2 separate regions of the Homo sapiens genome follow, and region 2 is linked to region 1. Evidence: read pairs that join two places in POLR2A ChIA-PET (ENCODE). Cell type or tissue: MCF 10A. All regions are shown on one strand.

Evidence for each region. Peaks named below come from ENCODE experiments on the same cell type or tissue, not always from the same donor. Only the 100,000 strongest peaks of a DNase experiment are listed, where the experiment ranks them.
Region 2: POLR2A ChIA-PET joins it to region 1 with 5 read pairs; 2 of 35 experiments call an interaction of 5 or more read pairs at or near these places.

The regions. Positions count from the first base shown.
Region 1 is chr6:148,607,275-148,611,274 of GRCh38, forward strand. No RefSeq gene overlaps it. Among named protein-coding and RNA genes, the nearest start is that of UST, 140 kb to the right of the region's middle. In MCF 10A, a CTCF peak has its summit at 1,495 (motif pointing left); no DNase peak of the experiment used is centred here.
Region 2 is chr6:148,851,864-148,855,863 of GRCh38, forward strand. The region is part of intron 1 of UST (uronyl 2-sulfotransferase); the gene reads left to right. Among named protein-coding and RNA genes, the nearest start is that of UST, 110 kb to the left of the region's middle. In MCF 10A, no CTCF peak of the experiment used is centred here; a DNase peak (open chromatin) is centred at 2,418.

The sequences.
Region 1 (4,000 bases):
ATACCAAAATACCTTTTCTCTGGTCCCTCTCTTAATTAGTGATAAAATTGTTTTTTTCTCAACTAATCTTGCCTTCAAAATTCATGTTTGATGTAACTTTTAGTTATTATTATTTTTTTTGGAGATGGGGTCTCACTCTGTCGCCCAGGCTGTAGTGCAGTGGCACAATCTCGGCTTACTGCAACCTCTGCCTCCCAGGTTCAAGTGATTCTACTGCCTCAGCCTCCCAAGTCTCTGGGATTACAGGCACATGCCACCACGCCTGGCTAATTTTTTGTGTTTTAGTAGAGATGGGGTTTCACGGTGTTGCCCAGGCTGGTCTCGAATTTCTGAGCCCGGGCAATCTGCCCACCTTGGCCTCCCAAAGTGCTAGGATTACAGGTGTGAGCCACCGTGCCCGGCCGGTTTGATGTAACTTTTAAAATATTTCAGAGGCTTTCAACCTTCCTGGAGTCACAGAGCAGCATCCCTTATATAAATATGTTAAGAGAATCTCTTTTTAAAGAAGGTTCACAGTATAAATGTTTGCTGTCGGCACTTTTGTCTTGATGACACATAAGGATCTTAAAAGCTGTTTGTAAGTCCATTGGTTCATGAATCCAAAGTATCACTTTCAAATCAATTAAAATATCCATATCTGTGTAAAGTTAGGCTTTTCCAGAGAGCACACATATTGACGGCATTAGTTCAGACTTTCTTAACTTTCTTGGCTCTCTTCTTATGACTCTCATCACTCTTCCTAATTTGCACTTTTTGGAAATGATGAAGTTAATGATGTTAATAAACTAACTCAAAAAACACAAACACAGGCCGGCCGCGGTGGCTCATGACAGTAATCCTAGCACTTTGGGAGGCCAAGGCAGGTGGATCACCTGAGGTCAGGAATTCGAGACCAGCCTGGCCAACATGGTGAAACCCTGTCTCTACTAAAAATACAAAAATTAGCCGGGCATGGTGGCGCACGCCTGTAGTCCCAGCTGCTCAGGCGGGTGAGGCAGGAGAATTGCTTGAACCTGGGAGACATAGGTTGCAGTGAGCTGAGATCATGCCACTGAACTCCAGACTGGGCTACAGAGCGAGACTCCATCTCAAGAAACAAAACAAAACACACAAGCACAATCTGGCCTGCAGATGTGCATGTGTTTCATCTACACAGTGCTGCTATGTGAATTAGCTGCCAAATTAAAAAACCAAGAGCATTCAAACGAAAGTCAGACTTTTCACATGAATTTTCATACTCTCTTGAAAAATCAGGGTATCTTACAATAGTGGGCCTCTAACCTGCGCGATAGCAATGGTCTAGAGCTGAGATTTGGCTGTCCACTTTTGACTGGGCAGACACAGTCATTCACAGTTTCACTCCCTATTGCCTTACCTGGGTCTCACTTCATTCACTTACTTTACCTGCCTGAGTTTATGATTTTGGCCACAGAGTAACAAACTTAAGCCAAGACTAAAATGTCTGTGCACAATCATGGTGCCATCTGTTGGTGAAGAGTAGAAATGGTGGGCTTTTGCTCTGAAAAGGAACTTTGTTCATCTGTATCAACGGTTTGAAAGTTTGTAAATAGCAAAGCACCAATATCTATTAAGTATTAATATATAGCAGCATAATTACTCCTCATGTATCCTACAACTATGTACCTGCAATGGACTGTAATTCACCTCGTGATCCCCAGAGGCCTTGCAGATTTGTGTGTGTGTGTGTGTGTGTGTGTGTGTGTGTGTGTGTGTGTGAATGTGTGCATGTGCATATACCCTGTGGGATACAGAAAGTGAAAAGAAGTTAGCAGTCTGTGCCCTTGTAACTCTTCTTGCAGACCTAGCATTGCAGGAATTTGTTCATCTGGCTTTTTGGATGAGGTCCCACCTTTTCTGCATTGCCATTGAACATGACTTCTCATCACATAGCAGAAAAAGCATGGCATTTGAAACAAGAAACTCTTGGTAATAGCCTTATTTCTGCCATTCACTGACTATTTGATCTGAAGCAAGCTACCAAATTTCTGTGGTCTTTGGTTTTCTCATATAAGAATCAGGATGATAACAACTGCAACACAGCAAGATAGTTGTGATAAAATGTATGTCAGAGCTCCACAGAAAAACCTACCCTACTTAATCATGGCATAGTATTCTAGAAACAGAGGTGGTGGAAGATACAAGTTATGCCACACACCATGTTTTTTTTTTTAACATGCTTATATTTGCCTTTAAAAAATACACACACACACAACACACACACACACACCCACACACACACATATATATATTAAATTATAGATTCAGGGGATACATGTGCAGGTTTGTTACATGGATATATTATGTAGTGGTGAGGTTTGGGCTTCTAGTGTACCCATCACCTAAACAATGAACATTGTACCAAATAGGCAATTTTTCAACCCTCAACCCCCTCCCACCCATATACCATGTTGATTCGCTTAATGTGTCAGCCTGGAGGTTTGAAACACATTTCATTAATTTTGAAATTTCATTTTTTAAATTTAGCAGAAGTCAATATATTTTCAAACTATCTCTCACACAGTGTTTCAATGCTAAAATGCTATTTGATCAAGTTGGTAAAATTATGCCCACAGCTCTGCTATTGTAACGTTGCTCATCCCCGGACAGACCTTCCATGTAGGATATAACCAGTCTTCAAATTTAAGGGTTAAAAACCTCCCTTCCTGGGAATGTTCAGCCTTTATCATGGCTTCAGCATCATATTCTTGCCAGTGATTCTTTTTTTATGACCTTTCACCTGACATCTACGCACCTCATTGATTAAGAGATACTTTAATTTGGACTTCATCATCTTACAATCATAAATTCAAACCCAAATAGATTACTTTCTGAAGTCTCCTTTCTGTCAGTGGCATCAACATTCTCTCAATTCCATGTAATGTAGATTTATTCACTGATTACCACAGACACTGTGGCTGGGTTTGGAGTAGACCATGACCCATTCTCCTTTATTTCTTGCACCTAGTCTTAATAGATCTTTTTCAATATCACTTACATCTCTCTTTCCTTTTCCATTTCACTTATACCAAGTTAGTCTAAGGCCTCCTTACTATCATCTGAATCATGATGGAAGACCTTAGTTTATCCTGCTTCTTATCCAGCTTAAGGGTCCTGAAATTTAACTCTTCATCAGAACTTTCTAGTGATTTCCCCCCAGACTACTCCATTAAGTCTGAGAGCTTCTGCCTGTCCTGAGGCTTTCCATATTCCAACCTTACCTATCTTCATTCTTGTCTCCTTTCTCTTAGACAAACCCTCCACCCCTGCAGCCTAATCTTGGCATATATGCCCACCACAGTCTCTTGGCTTCAGTATTTTTCCTATATGGACACTCTTCCTCTGTATCTATCCAAGTCCAGCAAGACCTTAGAGGTCAAGGCCATCTGCCACCCCCTTTCTAAGACTTGTTTGACTATTTCTTCCTATACTTGTTTCTCTCTTCCTGAACTTCTACAACAGTAACAATCTGTGCCAATTATCACCCTTGCTTATCTATGCCTCTTGTTCACAATCATTCACGAGTGCATTCATCTTCAATTAAACTGTAAACTCCTTGAAGAGAGAGATCACAGCATGCTGAGTCTCTATCTCATCAAGTTCCCTGAACGTGGTAAACACTGATTGAAGGAAAAATAAATGCTTTGTTGATTTATTGGCATAAGTGTATTTAATATTAGCTTTAATTAGGTTTTCACAAGGCTTAACTTACTTTTCAATATATGCATCCCTCTTGGGCAAGTAACTTACATTCTTTAATAAGCCGAATAGAAGAAATGCTATAACCTGCTTTTAAAGTAAAAATTGAGACACAATATGATGAGTATGATGTACTTTTCAAGGCAATGGTACAGTATTTGAAATCAGGCCTGTTCTAGAAAAATCTAAAATATTTGGAAAAAATATCACAAGATCTCCTAAATTCATCATATTTCTAATACTTAAATATCTTGAGCCCCAAGAAGGGGAATCAGGACAATAT
Region 2 (4,000 bases), 240 kb after region 1:
AACAGAAGTGGCTGGTGTTGACTGCATGTTTACGGTGGCTGCCAACTGAGGGGCTGCCCCTGATGAGGCCGAGTGAGTGAGGCCCACACTGCATGTGGCTGGGAAAGGTTTCAAACCATGACTTCTTACCTTTGTTCAAACCAGATGCAAGGAATCCGAGGATGATGTCTGGGTACTGATTTAATTAGCAGCAAAAGGGATTAAGCAAACCAGCAATCATGCTCTTTCATCTCTGTCCAGAAAAGGCGTTTTTACCTGCACCCATGGTTGTGAATCTGTGACTGATGCCAGTGTTGTCATTAAGAAAGGACCTCAAGCAAAGCAGAGTCGGGAACATTTTGTGTTTAAAATGTTTAGAAACAAACATGGACAGAGCCCACTGATTTTTCCTCTGGGAAAAAGACAGTCACTGTAAATAGACAAATTACACTGAATCTATCCGAAACATATGTTGCGTTTGGCTAAATGCTAATCTCTTATTTGCCCTCCTGCTGCCAAGGCCCGTGCTGCGTGCCCTGGATCTGGATGTGTGTTTAAACGATTATAGTTCAGGAAAAGAGCCTAGGCCTGTTCATGTTCCATTGAGGCTCCTGTTCTCAGACTTACTGATTTTCAATCTGGAGATTTTACTGAAATATATATTACAGTCTCTTACCATGTAAGCCAAGTCTGTTTTTACTTTATCCATTTGTATGGAGAAATATCATAATCCTCAGAGATCTGGAGCATAGGAGATTGCTTTGAGGGCATGTAGGGTAGGAGCTGCCTAGTGAACTGTTCACTTGGCCTGGAATGTCTTTCTCTCTTGCCAATCCCCACCTTTATCACTTAATTCCTATTTATCTTTTTTATTGAAGCTCAGGTAGCATCTTCCCCGGGAATCCTTTGCTGACCGCCCTGAGCCTGAGTTGGTTATTCCTCCACTGGGCTTCCCTAGCTGCCCACTGCTTTCCTATCTCCAAACCTCCCCAGACTTGTAAGGTCTGTGAGGGTCAGAACCCCCCAACCCCCATGTGTTATGCCCAGCACCGAGGACAGTGCCTGTCACATGACTTTAGTAAATACCTGTTGAATGAATGAGGACACTTGTCTTCTTTTCTTTTCTTTTAAAATTCTGGGGTACATGTGCAGGACATACAGGTTTGTTACATAGGTAAACGTGTGCCGTGGTGGTTTGCTGCACCTATCAACCCATCACGTAGGTATTAAGCCCCACATGCATCAGCTATTTTTCCTGATGCTCTCCCTCCCTCCCCCAACAGGCCCCTGTGTGTGTATTCCCCTCCCTGTGTCCACGTGTTCTCACTGTTCAGCTCCACTTATAAGTGAGAACATGTGGTGTTTGGTTTTCTGTGCCTGTGTTACTTTGCTGAGGATAATGGCTTCCAGCTTCATCCATGTCCCTGCAAAGGACATGATCTTGTTCCTTTTTATGGCTGCATAGTATTCCATGGTGTATATGTACCACATTTTCTTTATCCAGTCTGTCGTCTGTCATTGATGGGCATTTGGGTTGATTCCATGTCTTTGCTATTGTGAATAGTGCTGCCATGAATATACATATACAGATATCTTTATAATAGAATGACTTATATTCCTTTGGGTGTATACCCAGTAAAGGGATCGCTGGGTCAAATGGTATTTCTGGTTCTAGGTCTCTGAGGAATTGTCACACCGTCTTCCACAATGGTTGAACTAATTTACATTCCCACCAACAGTGTAAAAGCGTTCCTGTTTCTCTGCAACCTCACCGGCATCTGTTCTTTCTTGAGTTTTTAATAATCATGATTCTGACTGATATGAGATGGTATCTTATTGTGGTTTTGATTTGTATTTCTCTAATGATCAGTGATGTTGAACTTTTTTTCATATGTTTGGTTGGCCGCATGTATGTCTTCTTTTGAGAAGTGTCTGTTCATGTCCTTTGTCCACTTTTTAATGGGGTTGTTTGTTTTTCTTAAAGCCATTTGTTCTTCAACAGGGGACTCCTGTACTCCAAGTAACACTTTCTGCTCCCAGAGCCACTTCCCTACCCCCTGCATACCCAAAATACTGGGGTGATATTTTAGATTTCCAGTCCTCCAGATACATAAGGACAAAAATGTGCAACCTTTTGCATCATATAACAAAGTTCTTTCTTTCTTCCCTAACAGATATCACACATGATGAAGTCTGATAGCTAGTGTCGGGTAGTTGACAGAAAAACAAACAAAAAGGTTTTTTTAAATAAAAAAGCAAGCCTGTGGGTCTTCAGAATAAAATCACTTTGATTCAGCTATAAAAATATGACTTAGAAACATTGCAGTGAGCATTGCCAAATACAGCTCCTCTGCTACCGTCTGTCCTGGAGCTGCACACCTGTCCCTGTACCGCTGAGCCCACGCTGTAGGATCTTGGAATTGGGGCGTGGACTTGTTCATTGTGAGCACACAGAATGTGGACATGATTCTGAATGTGTGGCTGTGTTGGAACTTGCCCAATCTATTTCAAGATGATAAATTACATACTTCCGGAAAGGCTATTCTGTTTTCCCCACAGAAGATCTTAACTACTCTTTGTCTTCTCCTTTTATAGAACTGAAAATTTAATTTTGTCTAAATGTGCTTTTCTTCATATTTACTTACATTCTCAGCATTACAGTATACTGTCTACAGAAACACAGTCCTAGTTTTTCATTTTAGGAAAAGGTGATTCATTATGGAACAAATCTTAATTTTAATATTACCATGCTTTGGTAGAAGTCAGTGTTGGAAAACTCTAGAAAGTATTGCCTTGGAATAAAAATATCAGGTGGGGGAAGGAGCAAGGATAGCTGGGGGAGGGCTGAGCTTCTATTTCCTGATGAATTGAAGTTCACATATGGATGGGGTGAGATCATGGTGTAATACACAAAACTTGGGTCAAGAGGGTAGAAATTAAAGGTAGGAAAACATTTTAGAAGCCTCTGTTGCTGAAATATTTTTGCATTGTAGTGGATATTAATTATTCCGATGTTAATTATTCGCTAGGGGTCTGTGTTAGTCCATTTTCACACTACTGATAAAGACATACCCGAGACGGGGCAATTTACAAAAGAAAGAGGTTTAATGGACGTCGGGTTCCACGTGGCTGGGGAGGCCTCACAATTATGGTGGAAGGCAAGGAGGATCAAGTCACGTCTTAAGTGGATGCCAGCAAGCAAAGAGAGAGAGCTTGTACAGGCTTTTTAAAACCATCAGATCTCGCGAGACGTATTCACTATCACGAGAACAGCACGAGAAAGACCCGCCCCCATGATTCATTTACCTCCCACTGGGTCTCTCTCCCTTGACACGTGGGACCTGTGGGAGTTACTATTCAAGATGAGATTTGATGGGGACACAGCCAAACCGTATCAGGGTCTTTCCTGGTTTTTACCCAGTGTGCTTCAAACAGTCATTGCTTTGCAGCCTACTTGCCTCGCCGGGGATTTGTTATCTCCTCTCATAGTGCTCTAACAATTTCCTTTTGTTCTCAGATCACTGCCCTTTCTCACCAGGGGAGGATTCACTCACAGAAAGCAGGTAGTGGGCTGTCTTAGGTAAAGAAATACCCACTTCTGGTGAAAGCCAGGTGAGGAAGGCCAGTGGGAACAGACGGGAGAGAAGGAACAAGCTCTCTGCTGGGAAGGTCACTGTTCCCAGGGAGGACTTATTTGGAGGCTGAAAGCCAGATAACTAAGAAAATTAAATGGTAGTTTCCAATCAGAGTAAAAAAGGATCCAAGGAAGGTGGGGATGAGTTTCTGGAAGTGGTTTTGGCAGAAGGCAGTTTCATCTTTCCATGCACTTGCACACAGGTAGAAATCTGCATTTTTTCACCTGAGTTTTGCTCACTAATGTTCATAATATTAATACTTCGGGAGAAAAAGGAGACCCTTACGATGAGATTCACTAGAAAGCTGAGCAAGACATGTATCCTGGAGTTGGCCACGGGTACCACTGCAGATGCTGGGCAATACAGTTTGTGTTGTGTAAATTATA